Linked DNA regions of Homo sapiens: region 1 is linked to region 2. A link is a loop called in an ENCODE intact Hi-C map of the cell type or tissue named here. Cell type or tissue: GM12878. All regions are shown on one strand. Links, peaks and the distances in the headings refer to the core of each region. The heading gives the core; the rest is flanking DNA. Region 1 overlaps APLF (aprataxin and PNKP like factor). Region 2 has its middle 50 kb from the start of PROKR1.

The links. Peaks named below come from ENCODE experiments on the same cell type or tissue, not always from the same donor. Only the 100,000 strongest peaks of a DNase experiment are listed, where the experiment ranks them.
Region 1: a loop joins it to region 2, with 3 times the contacts of the local background. A loop is called at or near these places in 31 of 110 quality-filtered maps.

What each region holds. Positions count from the first base shown.
Region 1 is chr2:68,480,359-68,492,927 of GRCh38, forward strand. It overlaps APLF (aprataxin and PNKP like factor), which reads left to right. Exons shown (of 10, transcript NM_173545.3): 2 at 9,832-9,903. Among named protein-coding and RNA genes, the nearest start is that of APLF, 19 kb to the left of the region's middle. In GM12878, for the core only: no CTCF peak of the experiment used is centred there; no DNase peak of the experiment used is centred there.
Region 2 is chr2:68,587,724-68,600,292 of GRCh38, forward strand. No RefSeq gene overlaps it. Among named protein-coding and RNA genes, the nearest start is that of PROKR1, 50 kb to the right of the region's middle. In GM12878, for the core only: a CTCF peak has its summit at 7,655 (motif pointing left); a DNase peak (open chromatin) is centred at 7,618; H3K4me3 peaks cover 381 bases; H3K27ac peaks cover 306 bases.

The DNA.
Region 1 (12,569 bases), core at 2,403-10,402, 110 kb before region 2:
CGGTGGCATGATCTCGGCTCACTGCAACCTCCGTCTCCCAGATTCAAGCAATTCTCTGCCTCAGCCTCCCGAGTAGCTGGGATTACAGGCGCCCACCACCATGTGCAGCTAATTTTTGTATTTTTTGTGGAGATGAGGTTTCACCATCTTGGCCAGGCTGGTCTTGAACTCCTGACCTTGTGATCCACCCACCTTGGCCTCCCAAAGTGCTGGGATTACAGATGTGAGCTACCATGCCCGGCTGTTTTTTTTTTCTTACCTAATTGCTCTGGCTAGGACTAATAGTACTATATTTAATAAGAGTGGTAATAGTGGGGCATCCTTAGCTTGTTCCAATTCTTAGAAGAAAAGGTTTCATCTTTTCCCCTTTCTGTATGATGTTAGCTGTGGGTTTGTCACATATGCCCTTTATTGTGTTGAGGTATGTTTCTTCTATACCTGATTTGTTGAGTGTTTATCATGAAGGGATGCTGAATTATATCAAATATTTTTTCTGAATCTCTTGAGATCATATGGTTTTTGTCCTTAATTCTGTTGATGTGATATATCACATTTATTGATTTGTGTATGTTTGAACCATTGTTGCATCACTGGGATAAATTTCACTTGATCATGGTGTATAATCTTTTTAATGTGTTCTTGGATTCAGTTTGCTAGTATTTTTTTGAGGATTTTTGAATCTATATGTTCATCAGGGATGTTGACTTGTAATTTTCTTTTTGTTTGTGTGTCCTTGTCTGGTTTTGGTTTCAGGGTAATACTGGCTTCATGTAATGAACTTGTAATAGTTCCTTTCCCTTTAATTTTTTGGAATAGGTTGAGAAGAATTGGTATTAGTCTTTTTTAAAAGTTTGGTAGAATTCAGCAGTGAAGCCTTGTAGTAATTCCTTTAAGTATTTCTTGTAGGGCTTGTTGAGTGGTGACGGAATTCCCTTAGTTTTTGCTTGTTTGGGAAAACTTCATTTCTAAAGGATAGCTTTACTGGGTATCATCTGGGCTGGCAGTTTTGTTTTGTTTTGTTTTGTTTTTGTTTGTTTGTTTGTTTTTTCCTTTCAGCACTAAACATATCATGCCATTTTCTCAGCCTGTAAGGTTTCTGCTGAGAAATCTGCTGTTAGTCTAATGGGCATTCCCTTTTATGTGACTTGATGATTTTTTCTTGTTGTTTGTAGAATTTTCTCATTGTCTTTGACTTTTGAAAATTTGACTATAAGTGCCTTGGAGAGGAACTTTTTGGGCTGAATTTATTTGAGAACTTTTGCGCTTCCTGCATCTGGATATCCTTCTGTCTCTCAAGGCTTGGGAGGTTTTCAGCTATTATTTCATTAAATAGGTTTTCTATGCCTTTTCCATATTTTCTTTTCCTGGAATTCTCATAATGTGAATATTTGTTCGCTTAATGTTGTCCCATAAATTCAATCGGTTTTCTTCATTCTAGTATATACTTTTTTCTTTTCTTTGGGTTATTTCAGAAGACTTGTCTTTAAGTTCGGAAATTCTTCTGCTTGATATAGTCTGGTGAAGGCTTGATTTTATTTTTTATTTTATTCTCTGAATTCCTCAGCTGTAAGATTTCTGTTTGGTTATTTTTTATGATGTTTCTCTCTGTTGAATTTCTCATTTAGATAATGAATTATTTTTCTGATTTTGGTAAATTGGGTTATCTGCATTCTCTTCTATCCTGTTGACTTTCTTAAAGTTATTTTGAATTCTTTTTCTGGCATTTTATAAATTTCTTTTTTTTTTTGTGGAGTCTGCTATTGGAGAATTAATGTGTTCCTTTGGGGTTGTTATGTTTTTTTCATGTTTCTTATGTCCCTATATTGATATCTGCTCATCTGGTGGAATAGTTGCCTCTTCTAATTTTATGCAGTAGCTTTCACAGGGAAAGACCTATTCCTTTAGATGGGTCTTATGGTGTCTGACAGGTAGAGTACATTGGCTTAGGTTCTGAGTGAGCACAGTTGTATGGTCTCTGTGCAGTTTCCTCAGCTGTAACCCATATTAGTGATGTTTGCAAGTGCCTCAGTGGCCTAGGCTGTGGAAGTGTGTGGTGGTAGTGGTGGTGTGACTTTGCCAGAGATGGGCTCGCCAGGCTGGTTGTTGAGCCAGGGGTATGCATGTACACATAGTGAGTCAGCTGGCTTGGAGACAGGGTCACTGAGGGCAGGGCTGCTAGGCTACTTCTCAGGCTGAGGGTGCTGGTGTGCAGAGACCTCAGGGACTGGCTCTCTGGGCTGTTTATCAGACTTAGGGTGCAGACATGTTGTGGTTTGGCTGCTTAGGGTCTGGCTTACTGAGGAAAGAGCCACCAGGCTGTTTATCCAGCTAGGAGTGCAGGTGTGGGACAGTTTGGCTGGCTTGTGGAGTATGTCCGCCTAGGGTGGTTCCACCAGACTGTTTCCTCATTTGGGGGTATGGACACACAATGATTAGGCCAGTTTGGTGGCATGCCCACTGGGGGTGGTCTGCTGTTTCTCTGGCTGGGGTGTGAGCTCACAATGGTTTGGCTAGCTTGGGGAAGTGCGTACCAGGGGTGGGCTGCTATGCTGTTTCTGCAGCTGGAGGTGTAGGCATGTGGTGTTTTGGCCAGCCTGGGGTTGACTTCCCCACTATGCAGTACCAGAGTCATGACTGTCCCTGGGCCCAGGCTCTCAGTAACTGGAGTCATTGCATTACAGTCCTTCATGTGGTCTTTATGGAATGATGGTAGAGCCTCAAAGCTAGAGAGACACAGTGGCTATTGGCCCCCAGAGCAGGACGCCCTCCAGCAGTGGCTCTGGTTTCAAGAAGATGCTATGCTGTAGCAGCTTAGGTCATGCAAGGGTGGGGAGCGCATAACACGAGCTCCTACTGTGGAGTAATGTAGCTTTGTAAATTCCAGGTAGCTCTCCAAACAGCTCAAGGCTTGTAAGGACTGTGGGATTCTCCTGTAGTAAGGACTGCAAGTTTCTGTGGCTGGGGCCCTGTGCTTACCATTACCCCATAAGAAGTCCCTCCTGGCTCCCAGCCAGTCTCACTGGGGAGATGGGACAGCAGAGGCAGGGTGCCTTGCACCTCTTTTCATCCTGCTTTTGTGCTCCACAGGGATCTTGCCACTCTCTTGCTGCACTTCAGTGCTTTCCCTCAGACAATCCAGTTGAATTGTAGTTGTTGATTCTGTGTTTGGGTCCCTTTTTGGGGGGCAAAGGCACGCATTGGGCACCTCTAGTCAGCCATCTTTCTGATTTTATTCATACAAGATAATTTTTATAAAATTAAAGTATAAAGTATTATATAATTATCTTAACCTTTCCTGTGTAATATAGTTTATACTGAAAAACAAATAATTTGTACTATAATATACATCCTGTGTACTATATTTGTACTATAATATCCTGTGTAATACAGTTTATACTAAAAAACAATTTGTAATATAGTTTATACTGAAAAATGAACTATTTTCTGTTCTTATATGTACAGGAACCAAGTTACATGAGAACATTGAATTAATGCGATATATTATACCTGTCTATGATGTTCAGAAACTTCTCTAGAAAAGCATTTTACAAAAAATTAACTTGTGTTGTCTATATTATATGTAGACAAAAAATGAAATGAAAGGTACCACCCTATTCTATTTCAAGATCCAGTAGCTTTTCTGCTTTTACTTTATTCAGGGTTGTTTCTTTCGTTTTTAGAATTTTGAGAATTGCAGTCAAACAAACAGATCACAGACTTTGATACAAAATATCTAAGTATTTCTGCTCATCACATAAGAAAATCTCCATTTTGTTTGACTTCAATAAATACCAAAAATAAGTATTTGGTAACAGATCATAAAGAGTTCTTTTATGTTTTCATGTGTTTATCTTTTCTTCTGGTATAATCTTCATATCTTAAAACTAGAGAAGGGACCTGTATGTATATTATAGTAGATGAAGTATTCTAGTAATATTTAAAACCAGAAAGTCAAATATAAGGGATCCACATGGTATCACTACAAAAGTGGTATAAGAATAGAGAGACCTGTTCACATTCAAGAAACAATATTAAGAATGCAGTTTAGGGCTGGGCACGGTGGCTCACACCTGTAAGCCCAGCACTTTGGGAGGCAGAGGTGGGTGGATCATTCAAGGTCAGGAATTCGAGACCAGCCTGACCAACATGTTGAAACCCTGTCTCTACTACATGTAAAAAAAAAATTAGCCGGACATGGTGGCGCATGCCTGTAATCCCAGCTACCCGGGAGGCTGAGGCAGGAGAATAGCTTGAACCTGGGAGGCAGAGTTTACAGTGAGCCTAGATTGTGCCATTGCACTGCAGCCTGGGCAGCAGAGCGAAGCTTAGTCTGAAAAAAAAAAAAAAAAAGTTTAAGGCCAGGCACAGTGACTCATGCCTGTAATCCCAGCACCTTGGGAGGCCCAGGTGGGCAGATCACTTGGAGCCAGGAGTTTGAGACCAGCCTGGCCAAAATGGCAAAATCCCATCTCTAAAAAAAAAAATAAATACAACAATTGTTAGAGGAATGTATATTAATCACAGTTGCTTTTGACTACAAGTAACAGAAATTTGACAAACAGCAATTTAATCAAATAAGGTATTGATTTTTCTTCTGTAATATGCCTGTGTGTGTGTGTGTGTGCGCACATTTTTTTCTTTCTCCTGAACACAGTTGAAAGTACATACATGCATTATGGCAGTTCACTAAATATGTCAACATGTGTCACCTAAGAACAAGGACATTTCTATATAGCTATATTCTGTTATTATATTCTAGAAATGTGTAACTGTGCCATAAATTTTAATATCCCATACTCGGTTTTGTACATCGTTTTCAATAATGCACTTTTTGCATTTTTTTAAAAAAAATCAGGATCCAGTTAAATTTTTTTTAATTTAATCTAGAACGGTTTTCTTGCCTTTTGTCTTTAATGACATCAGTGCTTCTGTGAGTCCAGGCCAGTTATTCCTAGAGTGTCCCACAATTTTTGTTTTTCCGATTGTTTGCACATAATTTGATTCACATTAAACATTTTTGTTGAAAATATTAAGTAGGTGATGTTTATTCAGAGTACCACATTAGGAAGCACATCTATCAGTTTGTCCTCCTGTGGTGATGTGGTAAGTGTAATCACCTTGGTAAGGTGGTATCTGCCAGATTTCGCAGTTAATCTACCATTTCCTTTGTCAGTAATCTGTGGAGTGATACTGAGACTTCATGAATATTTATTCCCAACAGACCTTTTTCTTGTTGGGAAATAAACATCCTTTTATCCGTTCCTAACTTAATTTTTACATTGATAGTTAGAAAATAGTGATTTTTCTGGTTCTACCATTTTTTCTGCTTTAGCTGGCATTCTTTTATAAAGAAATGCATCTCTCCCAGCCTTACCCTCTGATAATACTGGAATACAGCACACTGAATCACAAAATAATCCATGATTCATATGGAATCTTTTTTATTATCTCTTTTTTTTTTTTTTTTTTGAGACAGGGTCTCACCCTGTCGCCCAGACTGGAGTGCAGTGGCGCGATCATGGCTCACTGCAACCTTGACCTCCTGGGCTCAAGCAATCTTCCTACCTCAGCCTCCCAAGTATTAATATTTGGGACTATAGGCACATGCCACCCTGTCCAACTAATTTTTTACTTTACGTAGATTTGTATGGAATCATGGATTATTTTGGGATTCAATTTGCTGTATTCCAGTATTATCACTATTTTGATGCTCGAATTGTTCTAAATTTGGTCAATCAGAGTTTTTTTGCACTGGTTTCTCTGTCCTTCTGACATGCACCCATCAATTTTTGAGCATTTCTTTGTCCTCTGGCACAAGAAGATATCCTAGGTCCACATTATACTTTTTGTGCTTCAGACCTGGAATGTGACATTTCTCAAAAGAGCTCTGGTTTCTTTCAGTGGGGAATGGTATTTTGAAGCCAAAATCTATACTATTGGATTTATTTTTTTCTTCCAAGTGTCCTCCTTCTCCCTGAGAAGTGGTGCCTTTTCTGAGCTTGCTATACCTGGTTCCACATATTTTTATGCCTCTCTTTTGGATTCTCTATTAGCTTGGCCTCTGCAATGTTGGATCTGAAATGTGTTTTTAGTATTTCCCAGTAAAAGTGTGACTTAATTTTTTTTGGGAGTGATACCTATGCTTCAGCACCCCTAGATTCCCACTCCCTCTCTCCTCTGTTTCTGTCATTTGCCACCTGATTTTCTCTGCTCCAGCATAGGTTCTGGGGCTTGATCTTCTGAAACTGGCATTTCTCATCTCTCTTACATGTAAGTTAAAGTTTTTAGTAATCTCCATCTCCTAGTTTTACATTACATATGGGATGGGATATGGGTAGTTTTATTTGCTCTATTTGTTGATTTCTTTGAAGAATGTGTGTTGTGATTAGAATTTAGGTGACTATAATTATTCTATAAAAATTGGAATTCTTCAATTTAACTTTTTATGGCTTTCTAAGATGTGAAATATCTGACTTTCAGTTGAAGTTTTAATTTAAACTTGGTGACTCTTGGTAATCAGTAAGTAAACTTGGGCAAGCCTTCAGTATATTTTGAAGTAATTTATGCCATTTGTCCTACCCTAAATGGCCTCTAACCAGTGTATTCTTTTTGAGTCCCTGGGTTTCTTTGCTTTTTAGTAGCCTTTCTCTTTCCACTTGCAGACCAACATCAGTCATTTTCTTCTGTTGTCAGTGTGCTGTCTACTAAATCCTATCCACTTTATGAATAGAGAATTAAGAATTTGGATGACATATCTTGTTAGACTTAGGTATGCCATTAGATAAGCAGGACCAAATGAAAGCCTGAGGGCCTCTTGGAGCTTTATTTAGGATCTGAATCTCCTCTGAATGTCTATTTGGTTATTAAATAGCCATTTCTGCCTTATTTCCAGTTCTTTACTGTGTTCTAGTTTGACAGTTAAACTGGGTAAATCATCTTAAAAACAGGTTTTGCTTTAGGTTTCATGTAATGATATTGAGGGATGCAATACAACGTTAAGAGCATGAATGGTTCTGGAATCTGATTCCTTAGGTTCAGATCCTGGCCCTACTACTTATTGGTTGTGTAACTGAGTAGTTGCTTAAACTCTCTGTACTTCCATTTTCTCACCTATGAAGTGAAGTATAATAATAGTATCTTCACAGATTTTGTGAAGACTGAAAAAGATGATACATGACAAGTCTAGAATGGTGCTTTGGTGTTGATAATTGATTGTTATTACAGTTGATGTATTAATAAATAATAAAAATGTGTTGGATATTCACTCTGTATAAGGAGCAGTGATAGGCTGTTAAATAAAGCAGATCATCAGATCTTTAGGATAATCTGTTTGTCACTTGCTCCCCACCCCTCTCCGTATATCAATCGTGACATTAAAATGTTTTAATGATAATTTATTAAACCTTTATGCTTCCCATTGAGAAAGTGCAAATGGTTATTTTATTGTGTATTCACTATTTAGGGTTTTACTTTAAAAGGAACACTATAAATGTCTGAGTGATGTTAATTTCAAAGATTGTTTATAGCATTCTTTTTGTATTCTATAAAGACACATAGCTTGTAATGAAATTACACTGTTGTGGAGTTATGTGTCCACTAGAGGTCACATTATACTTTTATATTACTTAAAATGTCTTTTATCTTCGTAGTGTCAGTGAAGCTTACTTCAAAGAAAGACAGAGATAGGAAAAGTTCATGTATTGCTTCCTGAAAAAATACAGTTTAAAAAAGGAAAGAAAGAAATTTAAGATGGACTGTTAAAGGAACCAGCTTTATATGCCATAGTTTTATATTTGATAGCTTATTACTCTGTTGGTTAGAAAATTGGTTCGTAGTATGGAAGTAACAATGAGATTTTGGTACCCAAGTCAGAAATAGGAACTGCTTACTCTCAGCCGCATTTTTTGAAATTACTTTTGAATGATTACATGTAGGTACAGTCATGTATAAATGTGTTCTACATTTATTATCTTTTTTTTTTTTTTTTTTTGAGGCAGGGTCTCACCGTGTCCCCCAGGCTGGCATGCAGTGGCACGATCATGGCTCATTGCAACCTTGACCTCCTGGGTTCAAGCAATCTTCATACCTCAGCCTCCCAAGTATTAATATTTGGGACTATAGGCACATGCCCTCTGTCCAGCTAATTTTTTACTTTATGTAGAGATGGGGGTCTCACTGTGTTGCCCAGGCTAGTCTTGAATTCCTGGGCTCAAGGAGTCTTCCCACTTCAGCCTCCCAAAGTGCTGGGATTGCAGCCACCACACCCTGCCTATTACCTATTTTTATTAAAAGGAGTGTGGATTTGGAGTGCTGCCTACTTGGAGAGTGACCTACCCAAGTTACCTAAATTCTCTGGACTTTCAATTTCTATGTAAAGTGTTAATAATAGCTATGGCAATGTTATGTTGAATCACAACATTTAAGTGAAAGTTCTGTGCAAATGATGCAATGAGTCATCAGATAACTGCTGTTGTTTTTAGCCTACTAAGGTACAATCTGATATACCTAATGCTAAATGACGAGTTATTGGGTACAGCACACCAGCATGGCACATGTATACATATGTAACTAACCTGCACATTGTGCACATGTACCCTAAAACTTAAAGTATAATAATAAAAAAAAAGGTACAATCTGGGAAAAAGAAAGGAATCTTTAAATTTTTAGCCTCTTTTTTTCTGAAACAATAGATTATTAGTTTGTACTTACTTCTTGGATAGCCATTGTGGCTAACAATAGATTGTGAAAAATTCATTCATGTGATACTCATTCCGATGCTTGATATTACTGTCTATATGTTACAGCCTTAAGTGTGGAACAGCTATCTGGTTAAAAAAATGAGTACTGACTCCTGGCAGTTTCACATTTTTTGTGGAACTAATAGGTTTAATTGAGTTTATGTGTTGGTATGGTCTATTTTTTACTGATAATTTTGGTCCTTATGCGGATAATGCCAACATTCAAGTGCTGAATATCAAGGTTACCAAGAGATGGGTCAGGTAGTTATGGTGTTATTGAAGTTGGTGCTTAACATGTTTTCATTATCTATCAATCAACCACAAATAAAAAAGGCAATCTTAACTATTGTATTTACAGTGAAAAGGGAAAGCTTTGATTGGCACTGTCAGCATTTAACATGCAAACAATTTTTGAACTTTGGTATGTGGAAATGATTGTGAGCCTAAGTAGAACACTGTTGGCTCAAAACAGGAAGCAAATAGATATTTTTAAAAAATGCTAATTTATTTCTTACTGAAAATGTTTGGTTTTCACTATTCCCCTTCTTGCCTTCCTGAACTCTTAACTGCTGCTGATGGCCCCAGAGTTTGCATGCAGTTCTGCCTGATCTGGGTCTCTTTGACCCCAAAGCCTATAGTCAGACCCTTTTACACTTACCAGATCCTCGAGCATGGGATCTCTTCCTTTTAAAACCTTTATCATCATGACATACTATATGTTTCTTGTATTTGAAATGTTTTCTGGTAAGTACATATTATATACAGACTTTTCGTATTTTATGAATTTTCTTGGTAAGAATCCCCAGTAGATGTCTGTCATGAATGGAAACTATCATGCAAGGTTTTGGGATCCGTTAGATTCTAGGCTTGAGGCTCTGTTGTTGACTCTTCCATGACTTTGGGCAGGTTTTTTTAATCTCATTATTTGTTAAATGAGGACAATCATTTCAATATACAGTTGTTGAATGAATGATATATTTCATATCTAGTCTACTGATTTCAGAAACATCGCCAAGGGTTTCGTTTGCCTTTTTGTTTTGTTGCTTTTTAAGGAGGTGGCTATTCTTAATCTTTTAATTTTTTTACTGTATAGATAACAGACAAGAGAGTATCCAGAAGACATGCCATTCTTGAGGTGGCAGGTGGTCAGCTGCGAATCAAACCGGTAAATATGTTATTAATGATTCATTTTAACTTTCATCTCTTACCCTTTCAGTTCCCAAGCAGAGGTGCCTATTTTCTAAGGTTATGGGAATAGGGAATTAATGTCAGAATATACCCTTCTCATTGCCAGAAAATAATTAGGAGATAAAGATCTAAACTGTGAGGAAAACTACATATTTTCTCATAGGACAATGCCACATTTACCTAATTAGAATTTCAATGAAAGATGACTGCCAGTTCATGTATATATTATGATTTGGTTTAAAATTGAATACTCCAAATAATAAGAAAGCCCATAACTATTAATGGTTGGTTTTTTGAGCTGGGGTAGTGACCAAAGTAACTTAAATGTTATAGGGTTATATTTTAACATATTCTCTATCACTCTGTATAGAGTTGAATATTTCTAAAACTTAGACTTTGTTCAACTTCGAGGTTTGAAAAATGATTTTAATTTGAAAGTTTTTGTTGAGGGCTCGAATTTTAATTGCTTGCTTTATAGTTTACTGCTGCGAAATCACTGATGATATGCAGGGACAGCCAGTTTCCAAGAATATACAATGTGATTATTCCTTTTCATTTGCAGAGTCTATTGTGTAAGAGAATGAAATACGTACATAAGGGTCCATTTATTTTAGACTAGATCGTATGGTGGTAAAATTTCATGGAATTCATTAATTTATAACTTTTTAAAACCAATTTGTATTTTCATATTTTATATACCACTGCCTGTTAAATCATTAGTTCTTTCTTTTACACAGATAGTACTTGCTTTTATTATCCTATGTTTAACTGTTTGCAAATTTGGAAAGCATCTTTTTAATTTTAGTACTTGGAAATTTTTTGAATAAAAAATTATTCAATGTATTCACCTTATCTCAACCTTGAATAAATAATCTTTAAAAGAGTTTATGTCTCATCTTCATTCTGCATTATCTTATTGTCTTGAAAAAGTGTTAATATCTGGAGTCAACACTTCTTTAGGAGCCACTGTATTTACCATTAGATATTCATCTCTGTATCCTCTCCAGCTATCTTATTCTTCTGAGATGACATACTGGATCATAAGGCCCTTGAGTGTAGGAACTCTGACTAATCTTTGTATCCCTAGTGTTTAGCATAGTGCCTAAGACATAGTAGGTATTTAATTAATATTTGTTGAATGCATGAGTAAACGCTGTGGTGAGAACTATCTATGGCATATCTAGGAGTGGGAACATGGTAGATTTTTACAAAAGTATGTTATTCTCTAGTGCCCAATTTCTAATACCCTGCCAATGAACTACCATGGCCTAAAATAAGTTTTTTTGTTGTTACTAAAGCACATTAAAGGAAAGAATAGAGGGATCTTGAAATATAGAAATGATTATTTTTTATTTATATAGATTTAGGGAGTGCAGTGCAGTTTTGTTACATGATTATATTGTGAAATGGTGAAATCTGAGCTTTTAGTGTAACCGTCACCTGAATAGTGTACATTGTACCCATTAGGTAATTTCTCAACCCTGTCCCACCTCTCACACTACCACCCTTCTGAGTCTCCAGTGTCTGCTCTGCCACTGTGTCCATGTCAGCACATTTATTTTGTGAACAAATTAACCAGTGGAATTGTGGACAACTCAATAGATATCAGATTTTCTCTTTACACTCTTTGTTTACTCAATGATAAGAAGAAACCCTTCTTATAACAAAATTGACATGGCATTAAATTTTTTTATATCAAAAATAGGTGATTAGAAAACCGTCATATTTACTAATGCATGAATATTTTAAACATTTACATTTTTTCTCAGTGTTAATCAAGGACATTTATATTTTAAAATGTTTTATAAATTGGCTTTAATAAAGGTGCTTAGTTGGAGTTGTGTCTATACTTGGCTGAAAATTATTCAGATATATTTTGTACTTTTGTGGCTATTCAAAAGAGTACTAATAAGGCTGGGCGCGGTGGCTCACGTCTGTAATCCCAGCACTTTGGGAGGCCGGGGTGGGTGGATCACGAGGTCAGGAGATCGAGACCATCCTGGCTAACACGGTGAAACGCCGTCTCTACTAAAAATACAAAAAATTAGCCGGGCACGGTGGTGGGCGCCTGTAGTCCCAGCTACTCTGGAGGCTGAGGCAGGAGAATGGCGTGAACCCGGGAGGCGGAGCTTGCAGTGAGCCGAGATTGTGCCACTGCACTCCAGCCTGGGCGACAGAACGAGACTCCGCCTCAAAAAACAAACAAAAAAAGAGTACTAATAATGTAAAATAAATATGCCCAAATTAAAGGTGATTTTATTAGTTGAAAATCTTACCTTGAGTTAAATTTTATCCAGTATGTACTGAGCCAAATTTCTATGTGAGATTTTAGCAGTGTTCAGTTATAAAAAGGCTCCTTTTTAAAATACTCTTCACTTTTACTGGGTCTTTAATTAGATGGTACGCAGATCATAAAACCACTATGTATGACATTAACAGGTGTCTTTTGAGCACAAAACTGTAGTAGAAATAATACTAGAAGCTAGAGCAAAAATTCCTCATGACCACTAGATATAAAACTAAAATTTGGAATGATTTATTTAAGTTATACCTCTGTTTATGATCTTTTAAATATTATTTAGTGTAATTTTGTAAACTTTCCCATAAATGTGATGTTTAGACATGGGAGAAAGGTAGCTCTTT
Region 2 (12,569 bases), core at 2,837-10,836:
CTCAACACGACATTACACCAACAGGAGCCACCATTGGTTCATTTTATTCTTTTTAATTTAATTTAATTATTATTATTTTTTAAGACAGGGTCTGGCTCTGTCACCTAAGCCAGAGGGCAATGGTACAATCACCATTGACTGCAGTCTCAAATTCCTGGGCTCAAGCAATCCTCCCGCCTCAGCTTCCCAAGCAGCTGGGACTACAGGCATGCCCCACCATGTCCAGGTAATTAAAAAAAAATTTTTTTTTTTTTGTAGACATGGGGTTTCCCTGTGTTGCCTAGACTGGTCTCAAACTCCTGGGATTAAGGGATCCTGCCCCCTTGGCCTCCCAAAGTACTGGGATTACAGGCATGAGCCATCGCACCCCACCTACTTGGTTCATTTTAAAGAAGAACATTTGTGTTTCCCTTGGTGGAGACCCTGGGGAGCTGCCTCACTGGCTGATTCCTTCTCTGGGGACAGTGCCGGCGCACAGAAGAGAGCCTCCAGGGGCCACGGCCCAGGCACATGACCTTACCCTTCTGACCTCAGCAACTGGTTTGGGGTGACCCCTTACGCTAGCAGGGCCAGTCGGGTGCTTTTTCTAGGGTTTTTTTTTTTTTTTTTTTGAGTAGATAAGGACAGGGACAAGGAGCGCCTCGTATCAGAGGCGCTCTCTACCACAGCACTCTGGAGAGCAGGTCCCCAGGCCTCCATTGCTGAGGCCTCAGAGCTGTCTGGTTCTCTGGCTGGTCAACTCTTCCTTTCATCAAACGACCCCAGCAGCTCTTCATATTTTCCTTAAGCTAGTCAGTCCTGTCTGTTACATACAGCATAAGGAGAAACAAACCAACTTTTAGTTATTACACTAGAGTTTAAATTAAGATTAAGCTATGTAATGAACACTATGGTGTCAATTAAGCAAATTTTGGTCATTGCTTGTTATGATCTTTCTTTTCCTTTCTCCAAAAGTTAGTAAGTAAGGAGTCAGGCTGACAGAAATGTTGCAAAGTTAATGTTTGTCTTTTAAAAGTTTGACAACGCTGTAACATGAAATTCTGGCATTTTGCCAAGTAATGAGTCTTATTTTGTTACACAGGTGCTATGTAAATGCATCCTGACTAAAAAAAAATGTTCTTCACATTTTCGGGGGGAATAAAAAAATGTTCTTCAGATCTTTGGACCACAGAGTGCAAAGTGTTGCACCAACATATATTAGCTTATTATTAGAGAGTTAAGTATAGCTTTAAACTGCAGCAGCTGGGAATGGAGTTTTAGGTTTAACACACATTATAGGTAAAGAAATAACAACACCAAAGCTGGGAAGCAGAGCAAGGGCCACACAGGTCACACCGCCTGGCAGGCTGAGGAACGCCTTTGCCTTTCCTCAAGGTTGTCCTTGGCAGCTCCTACAGCATGAGAGGGACAGAAGAGGCAGAGCGGCCTGGGACCTTCCCAGGGACTGGAGGCAGGACGCACTGCCTACCCACCACTTCCTACACTGGCTCCATCAGGAGAAACAGGGCTGAAGACAAGGTTGGAGGTAACTTTGCAGAGGAGAAGCCACAGGCAGAACTCTCAGAACATGGGGTAGAAGCAGGCTGGGTGCAGCGGCTTACACCTGTAATTCCAGCATTTTGGGAGGCTGAGGCGGGTGGATCACTTGAGGTCAGGAGTTCAAGACCAGCCTGTTCACCAACATGGCGAAATCCCGTCTCTACTAAAAATACGAAAGTTAGCTGGGTGTGGTGGTGCCCGCTTTAATCCCAGCTATTTGGGAAGCTGAGACAGGAGGATCACTTGAACCCAAAAGATGGAAGTTGCCATGAGCAGAGAAGATTGTGCTGCTTCACTCCATCTTGAGCAACAGAGCAAGACCCCGATTCAAAAAAAAAAAAAAAAAAGGGGGCAGTAGAAGCAGAGAGGGGCAACCTTTGTCCTGGTCAGTGGGGTGGGGCTGTCAGCTGAACACTCAGGAGCCTCATATCTTTGTGTGACCTCTCACACTCTAACATCGTCTTCTAAGTCACTGAATGGCTCCCAATGCTGCAAAGGAAGGAAAGCAAACAATTGGTATTTGGGAGCTCTGGGCAATAGGGGACAGCTCAGCTCCAGCCTGTTTGAATTTGTTAACTCATTTTCAGCACAGGACATGATCTGTGCCTTTGTGATCTGTGACCATTAAACACCAATGCTACGAAGTTGTACTGGCCTATGTAACTCCTAGCATCCTCTCATTTGTTCAACAAATAAATACTTACTGAGCTCCCACTTAGTGCCAAGCTCTGCTCCAGGCACTGGGGTGACAGAAATCCAGGCCATCCAGGAACTTCCTTCTAGTGTATGAATTTGTTCCACATCACACTACTTGATTTGTTCAAACCAAGATCTAAAGTCATGTTTGTGGGAGGATGGTTGGTTGTCTTTCTGCTGCCTGGCAACTTTTGTTTTTCAACACTGCCATGTACACAAATGCATTAACTAATCTCTTGGGCAAGGATCCAAGATTCAGAATAGCAAAGTTGGGCTTTTATGGGGTAAACAGCCCAAAGACAGGCAGAAATGAAGTTCTCAAGCAGATGAGACAAGTGAGCATGGAAGACAAGGCTAGTGTTCTCTATACGCAGGGGCCAGCTCTTCTCATGTCTTCTTTCTTGACCTGTCGACAGCCTGATAATACCTGAAGCTGAACTTGGGAGTCAGCTCAGAGCTGTGTAGGCTACAAAAGACTCCGTTAGCTCCTCCTTACTTAAGATGTATTTCTCTTAAATAGCTAATTGCAAAGTGTCTGATACTCATTTTATTTTTTCTTTTCCATCGTCCTCAATTTTAAAACACGTTCAGGGAAAGATCACAATTCTTAAAGAATTCCACCTTCCCTCTCAGGAAGAGCAAATTGAGGACTGGAAGTCAGATGGGTTTGGGTAGCACTAGGCTGAGAGTTCCAGCCAGAATACAAGCTTGAAACTTTGGCCTCCAATAGATAAGGTGGTTTACATTATTTCTCCCATTTGCTTTAATTTCCAGAATCCAAAGTATTTCTTTCTTCTACAACAACAGTTTTAGTACTGTGAAAGGCAATGCAATTTACCATTAAATGCCAATGGAAATGCCATGTCATTACCCAGTATGGTGCAGTGCTTCATGACCTTCAGTTCTGATGATTAAACTTTGCAAGATAGGCAAATAAGTATGTCAACACATGCCGGCATCTTCCTATGCCTACAAACACTCTGCTGCTCTGTGGATTTACATTCCTGCCTCATTCCATTAAGGAACCAAGGCAGCTTACAGAAATACACAAGATGAAAAAGAAATAGATGGAGAATTGAACACAAAAGCAGAATAGAAAGCTTAAGCCAGGGATGAAGTTAATTCACAAGAATGTACAGAAAAGCATAGCTCATATACTGGTTTATAGAGGAGCAAATCCAGCTCTCAGTCTTCCCAAACAAGGGGGAAAGTCAGTTGTAAAATTCACAGGGTCCATAAATTTTAAAATAATAATATGCTTTATTTGGGGAAAGCATCGTTTTAATTGGTAAAGAGAAAATAAAATTAACTGTAGCCCATGCCTACAGCATACCAAGGAGACAGAGAATGCTGTGAACTTCAGTTTATATGTAACAGGCAATGAATACATGAGGCCACCAGACTCAGCTTCTGAGCCCAAGTCAGACCTGATACTCAATGGAGGTGACGTGGAAAAGAGAGTGCAGCCAGGTCCCACCGAGGGGCAGATCACAGATAACTTCCATCAGAGTTCGCCCAAAGAAGGAGCTGACTCCACCCTTGCCAAAAATGTTAACCTGAATCTAATTAAGCCTTTAAACCTAACTCCCAGGATACATGTAAAAATGGTAAAAAGTAGCAAGTTGAAGAGGCAAGGGGATTTACCCTCACTCTCCTAACAATGGCCTCCAACCCTCATATCTTACCATGAGGAAGGGAGTTTTATGTTGGAGGAGGCTGGAACTGGGGCAAGGCTGGATACTGCTGTACTGGAGGTTCCTGTCACCCATGTGAGATAAGCTTGGGTGACACATTGCTCACCTCAGTGTAGCTCTTTGGGTAACAGAGTCTCTTGAGTGTCCACCAACAGAGAGACTTTCTCTTAAGTGAGCCCCAGATTCCCAGTGCCCAGACTCCTGAGAGTGGGTTCTGTTCTGGCCTATAAAAGAAATTAGGAAATTGGAGATGGAAGAAAGGGAAGGAAGTAGGGGATTGTCCAGAGGTCAAGAGATGTCATTCTCCTCTAAAGTATCCTCAACAGATTTCAGTTGCCAACAGCAATCTTTCCCAAATGGAATTCTGATTCTATAGATATTTATAGGTGAGGCTTAAAAAGGGTACCATGATGAAATTAATTTTGAAATGCGGAATTAAATGGGTTTGTTGCTTTGAGACTTGACATAGCCTTGCATAAGCAAATGTGTCCTGTGAGTCTTTAAAACTGGGTTTATATATCTACTGTTTCTAAAACTTATATAACCATGAATTTTTTTCTGGGGCATTCTGAAAATTCTGAAATACTCATTCACTCATTCATTCAACACATACTTGTTGAGCAGCTGGAACTGCCACAGACATTGTTCTTGGCATAGAAGATGCAGAGATGAATGAGACAACGTTCTTTCCCAAATGGAGTTTATAGTATAATGAGATAACAGGAAATACACCAACAAAATAGAGACTACGATAGGTGTAATAAGTGCTATAGAAATAAAGCAGGGGAAAAGCATAGAGAATGGTGGGGTGGGAGCTTGCGATAGGTGTGAGGGGTGGTGGCTGTTTTAGATCCGTGGTCAGGAAAGGCCTCCCTGAGGAGTGATGTGTGAATACAGACCTGAGTGAACAAGGCAGTGGCCAGGAGAAGGTGTAGGAAGAGAGTATACCAAACGGAGCTGACAAGTACAAAGGCCACGGGCAGGAAGGAGCCTGGGGAGTTCCAGAAACAGCAGGAAAACTAGAGTGCTTATGGTAGAAGGATCAAGGTGGAGAGGAGGGGTGGGAGAGGGCTTCCTCTGGTAGAAGTAGGCAGGAGCCAGATTGTGTAGGGCTAGATCATGGGAATGTTCAGAGAAGAGGTGAGCATTTAGGGGATTTTGCAAATGACAGGCTGTGAGTTACAAAGGTCAAGAGTTTAGGGTTGTGAAGGAGTGAGAAACTGAGTCATATTTGTATACCTGTTGAACACACAGGTATAAGATAATAGATGAGGAATAAGTGAACTGGCATCTTGGATCCTGGTGGTGACTGAAGCAAACGGGTGACAGCATGTTGGGATAAGTTGTGATACAGGGTACTGAGCTCTCATTGCAGCTTCCAACCTGGATTTGTCCGTGGGCAGCCAAGGCTTGGGGCATCCTGAAGGCAGGGAAGAGGAAGTATTACCAAGGACATCTAGAGCTCTTCAGGGCTCCCTAACTTCTAGCTGACAGCCCTGTCTCAATAGGGAAGAAGTGGTCATGTTAGAAGTGTCACCGATGGTCTACTTTTCTTGAGGGAATGGGCTGTGTTCTCTTTTTCTCACATAATACCTAGCCCAGTGCTATATACATGTCTGATTATCTGTAAATATTTGTTCTACTAAACTAAATGTATATCTTGTGACTTTGAGAAAATGAATATTCTAGAAGAGAAAGTGAGTTACACTATAACCAACAAAATCCAAGCCCATGTCAGCTGAATAATAAATCCATACATGGGAAGCATAAACATTTCTATCATAACCATTAATAGCACTCAAATTATTAAAAAGCTTAAAAAGAACTCCAAGTGGAAATGATGAAGATTGTACATGCATGTTAATGAAATGTGTCATTACATATGCTGATATGTGTCTAAAGGAGAGATAGAAACTTAAAAATAAGACTTTCTTTGGTATTAAGTATACATTTGCATCTTTGTTTTCTGTTTTTAGTTATATCATTTTAATTTAATTCAATATAATTTAAAAATCATTTTTTCTTTATGACCATCGTTATCCTGAAAAAAATTAAAGGCTATTGAAAATGTAATTAATCATGACCTTTAGGTAGTTTCCTGAATTGATGAACTTTTCTATATTGCTCATTAACCCCGTGTCAGACAGTAAGCCCTGATGGTATTTCTGTACCATCATGGTCACTGGAAAATATGTATTGGAAGAAAGTAGTAAAGATATCATAATCATTTAATTTTCCTGCTGGAAGAAGCTTTAGAATTCATTGAGAAGCAGTGTTGACCGTAGACGAATGTTGACTATAATTTGAGTCAATGATGAATTCCTTCCTCTACTATAAACCCATGTGTAAACATGGATTTTTCATCAAAAAATTCATCAGTAGCTAGTCCTTAACTCAATCTTAAGGAAACTTTGATGTATAAAAATCATAGAATATTTAAATTTTATAACATGCTTTAAATTCTATTTTGGAAAAACCAGAGAAAACAGACAAGCAGAAAGAACAATATAAAAATCACTCATAACCACTCATAGCCACCACCACCTTCAGACCATTATTAGTAACTTCCTTTTTGAGTATCCTATTCCTGTTTCGCAACTGGTAAATTAAAGATTCAAGAGTTTATGTGAATTCACCAAAGTTACAGAGGAAAAATTAGTTGCAGTGGTTGTTCTAGAGGCAATGGCAGATGTTTGAGGCCTCTTCCTCATTCACTCTGTATCAATCCAAGTACTCCCTTCCTTCCCATCTACCAATCTTGGTTTCTACCCACACACCCCTATAATTTTTGAAGCCACTGCTAGTTGGTAGTGGCGGATTCAGGGGATAGAACCAGTTCTTCTGTCTGGACCAGTCACTCTCATGCCTAAACTTATAAGCAAAATGAATTGCCATTGGTATCTCATGTTTCGATCTTGCTTCAGGGCACTACTTTAGAATATGGACAGTTAATGCAAATTAATACAGTTATCAGCCCTACTGAAATCCATCGAATCTTAGTAAACTAAGGTCTTGTTTGCTAGATTTGCTATTTAAAAAAGAAAAAAGATACAGTAAGGGAATAAAATAGATGCCAACTTGGCATTATTCTTTCAGTGATAAATAAAATATTCTGACAGAGGAGTTCCTGATTAAAGATGCAAGGACCCTGTCATGCTAACTGCAGCTGATTTCCTGCCTTGAAATGTCTTCCTGCTTGTGTCACTGCCAGTGACTGACAGCTGGCTTAATAATTAAATTCAAGCAATGTTTGCTTTTCTTGACCTTTACTGGGAAACAAATTTTCAAGCTCTGGACATGAGTAGAGTGTTTTAATTTGGGGAGAATAATGTGTTTGCATCATTTCCAGCAACCTGTGTCTGTGATTACCTGTGTTATTTTACATTCCACTTCACAGCGGACTTCTAGAGGGTGGCTGGTAGTTGAAGTCACTCGGTAATTAATATCCAGCTTTGGCTCCCTGCACATGTTTCACCCAAAAGAGGGCATTTTTGTTTCTGGTAGACTTAATAAGGGCTCTGGCAGCCCACTGTTCTCAAGTGTATCCAAAGCCAATTTATTTTGAACATCTAGGTTTTTCATAGTCTGTTAAGGTCTTTAGTCATTCTTGCTTATAAGAACAAATCGTTTTCTCCAGTTGTAACCTTGATTTACTTGCCTTTCTTTACTTACATGCTTTTTGTTTTGTTTTCTTTTTGTTTTTGTATATGCTCTCCATCGCCCTCTACCGGGGCAGACAGGGTGGTGTAGCAGCAAAGAGCTCCCAGACCTGGGTGAGCTTCAGATTTTTATCTGGAAAATGGGGATAACACACCCATCTTGTAGAAGTGTTGAAAGGATGAGGAGAAAATATGTATGTAATGTGTCCATCAAGTGCTTAGCACATGGTGTGGTGGCACTAGATACATGTAACTGCAGCTGTTATTTTCTTTTTCTCTTTTTTTCCAAGTTATCAGCATTTATTTATTTTTATTTATCAACTTCTATTTTCAGTTCCAGGGTACATGTGCGGGATATGCAGGTTTGTTACATAGGTAAACGTGTGCCATGGTGGTTTGCTGCACAGATCAACCCATCACCTAGGTATTAAGCCCAGCACCCATTAGCTGTTCTTCCTGATGCTCTCCCTCTTGACAGGCCTCAGCCTGTGTCGTTCCCCACCCACCCCATGTGTCCATGTGTTCTCATCATTCAGCTCCTACTTATAAGTGAGAACATGTGGTGTTTGGTTTCTGTTCCTGCATTAGTTTGCTGAGGATAACAGCTTCCAGCTCCATCCATGTCCCTGCAAAGAACATGATCTCATTCTTTTTTATGGCTGCATAGTATTCCGTGGTGTATATATACCACATTTTCTTTATCCAGTCTATTATTGATGGGCATTTGGGTTGATTCCATGTCTTTGCTACTGTGAGTAATGCAGCTGTTATTTTCTTGTGTATCCAAAGTCCTCTTTGTGACCTTTCTTTCCCTTACTTTGTGGGCTCTGCAGGTTGCCCTCTTCTTTGAAATCCCAGCACCCTTTTCTCAAATCTTTCAAAGAGAATCAATTGCTTGGGAGAAAATTTCCCTTCCTTATCAGGATCAGTTTGGCTATTGCAGAACATGCTGGGGTTCTTTCTTTGTCTGGTTGGTACCTAGCTTGGATTTTCTCCAGTCCTCCCATGTTAGTGGAGGGTGTAGCCTTCAAGAATACAGCTGCCTATGGGAGGCAGCCTCATCTTTAAATGAAATTTCTGAGTCTAAGGACAAGTAAGGATGAGCCTATGTTTAGCCTATGTTTAGGGATGTCCAGATATGTTATGTACAGTGAGGGTGACTATAATTCAACACCACATTGGAACACTTCTGAAAATGAAAGAGAACACTAAAATCTTTTAAAATGCTTTTAAAATACTTATTTATTAAACAACAAATTTTTTTTTGTTGTATTAGCAGACCTGCAAAATAGTTTTATTCAAATCATTTTTCAAAAATGAAATCCTTTTAAAAATATAAATACATCTGTGTCTATAATTAGCCCAAATTTAAAATTTCATTATGTTTTTAAATTTAAAAAAATAATACAAGCAGAATATTTATTCTTCATACATATTCTTGTACTTGAATCAGTTTCTTAACCATATTTGTCTCTAATTCTGTGACAGTAGTATTTTACTAAAGAATGTATTTTTTAAAATATGATCTAATTTTTAATTTTTTCATAAAATTATCTGAAGTCTTGTTCACAGTTGTCATTTATGGTTAATGAATTTGAAATTGTTTATGCCTTCATTTGTTTCTTCTCTGCAGAACATAATATCGTTAATGGAGAAAATACTCTCAGTATAGATATTGAAGTACCCAGTAAGCTTAAAGAAAATTATTCTAAATGGAGGCTATTCCCAAATCTATTTTGTTTTATATTGAAATGAAACAATATGTCAACCCCAACATTTTCAGAGGTACTGTCTTTTACCTGTATTCAGAATATTTTTTCTTAAGAAATGTTTTTACATAACAGACACATCAAATATAAGTTGTCTGTATAAGCTTTTGGAGTCTTTTAGCAGAGTTTCAGATGTTATAAAAATCATAGCCCTATTCGGCTCAAAATAAAGGGATGGAGGAAGATCTACCAAGCGAATGGAAAACAAAAAAAGGCAGGGGTTGCAATCCTAGTCTCTAATAAAACAGACTTTAAACCAACAAAGATCAAAAGAGACAAAGAAGGCCATTACATAATGGTAAAGGGATCAATTCAACAAGAAGAGCTAACTATCCTAAATATATATGCACCCAATACAGGAGCACCCAGATTCATAAAGCAAGTCCTTAGAGACCTACAAAGAGACTTAGACTCCCACACAATAATAATGGGAGACTTTAACATCCCACTGTCAACATTAGACAGATCAACGAGACAGAAAGTTAACAAGGATATCTAGGAATTAAACTCAGCTCTGCACCAAGCGGACCTAATAGACATCTACAGAACTCTCCACCCCAAATCAACAGAACATACATTCTTCTCAAGACCACACCTCACTTATTCCAAAATTGACCACATAGTTGGAAGTAAAGCACTCCTCAGCAAATGTAAAAGAACAGAAATTGTAAAAAACTGTCTCTCTGACCACAGTGCAATCAAACTAGAACTCAGGATTAAAAAACTCACTCAAAACCGCTCAACTACATGGAAACTGAACAACCTGCTCCTGAATGACTACTGGGTACATAATGAAATGAAGGCAGAAATAAAGATGTTCTTTGAAACCAACGAGAACAAAGACACAACATGCCAGAATCTCTGGGACACATTTAAAGCAGTGCTTAGAGGGAAATTTATAGCACTAAATGTCCACAAGAGGAAGCAGGAAAGATCTAAAATTGACACCCTAACATCACAATTAAAAGAACTAGAGAAGCAAGAGCAAACACATTCAAAAGCTAGCAGAAGGCAAGAAATAACTAAGATCAGAGAAGAACTGAAGGAGATAGAGACACAAAAAAACCCTTCAAAAAATCAGTGAATCCAGGAGCTGGTTTTTTGAAAAGATCAACAAAATTGATAGACCACTAGCAAGACTAATAAAGAAGAAAAGAGAGAAGAATCAAATAGACACAATAAAAAATGATAAAGGGGATATCACCACTGATCCCACAGAAATACAAACTACCATGAGAGAATACTATAAACACCTCTACGCAAATAAACTAGAAAATCTAGAAGAAATGGATAAGTTCCTCGACACATACACCCTCCCAAGACTAAACCAGGAAGAAGTTGAATCCTGAATAGACCAATAATAGGCTCTGAAATTGAGGCAATAATTAATAGCTTACCAACCAAAAAAGTCCAGGACCAGATGGATTCACAGCCAAATTCTACCAGAGGTATAAGGTGGAGCTGGTACCATTCCTTCTGAAACTATTCCAATCAACAGAAAAAGAGGGAATCCTCCCTAACTCATTTTATGAGGCCAGCATCATCCTGATACCAAAGCCTGGCAGAGACACAACAAAAAAGAGAATTTTAGACCAATATCCCTGATGAATATCGATGGAAAAATTCTCAATAAAATACTGGCAAATCGAATCCAGTAGCACATCCAAAAGCTTATCCACCATGATCAAGTGGGCTTCAGCCCTGGGATGCAAGGCTGGTTCAACATACACAAATCAATAAACGTAATCCAGCATATAAACAGAACCAGAGACAAAAACCACATGATTATCTCAATAGATGCAGAAAAGATGTTGAATTTTGACAAAATTCAACAGCCCTTCATGCTAAAAACTCTCAATAAAATAGGTATTGATGGGATGTATCTAAAAATAATAAGAGCTATTTATAACAAACCCACAGCCAATATCATACTGAATGGGCAAAAACTGGAAGCATTCCCTTTGAAAACTGACACAAGACAGGGATGCCCTCTCTCACCACTCCTATTCAACATAGTGTTGGAAGTTCTGGCCAGGGCAATCAGGCAGGAGAAAGAAATAAAGGGTATTCAATTAGGAAAAGAGGAAGTCAAATTTTCCCTGTTTGCAGATGACATGATTCTATATCTAGAAAACCCCATTGTCTCAACCCAAAATCTCCTTAAGCTGATAAGCAACTTCAGCAAAGTCTCAGGATACAAGATCAATGTGCAAGAATCACAAGCATTTTTATATACAAATAACAGAAAAACAGAGAGCCAAATAATGAGTGAACTCCCATTCACAATTGCTTCAAAGAGAATAAAATACCTAGGAATCCAACTTACAAGGGATGTGAAGGACCTCTTCAAGGAGAACTACAAACCACTGCACAACAAAATAAAAGGACACAAACAAATGGAAGAACATTCCATGCTCATGGATAGGAAGAATCAATATCGTGAAAATGGCCATACTGCCCAAGGTAATTTGTAGATTCAATGCCATCCCCATCAAGCTACCAATGACTTTCTTCACAGAATTGGAAAAAACAACTTTAAAGTTCATATGGAACCAACAAAGAGCCTGCATTGCCAAGTCAATCCTAAGCCAAAAGAACAAAGCTGGAGGCATCACACTACCTGACTTCAAACTATACTACAAGGCTACAGTAACCAAAACAGCATGGTACTCTTACCAAAACATAGATATAGACCAATGGAACAGAACAGAGCCCTCAGAAATAATACCACACATCTACAACTATCTGATCTTTGACAAATCTGACAAAAACAAGAAATGGGAAAAGGATTCCCTGTTTAACAAATGGTGCTGGGAAAAACTGGATCCCTTCCTTACACCTTATACAAAAATAAATTCAAGATGGATTAAAGACTTAAATGATAGACCTAAAACCATAAAAACCCTAGAAGAAAACCTAGGCAATACCTTTCAGGACATAGGCATGGGCAAGAACTTCATGTCTAAAACACCAAAAGCAATGGCAATGAAAGCCAAAATTGACAAATAGGATCTAATTAAACTAAAGGGCTTCTGCACAGCAAAAGAAACAACCATCAGAGTGAACAGGAAACCTACAGAATGGGGGAAAATTTTTGCAATCTACTCATCTGACAAAGGGCTAATATCCAGAATCTACAAAGAACTCAAACAAATTTACACGAAAAAGCAACCCCATCAAAAAGTGGGCGAAGGATATGAACAGACACTTCT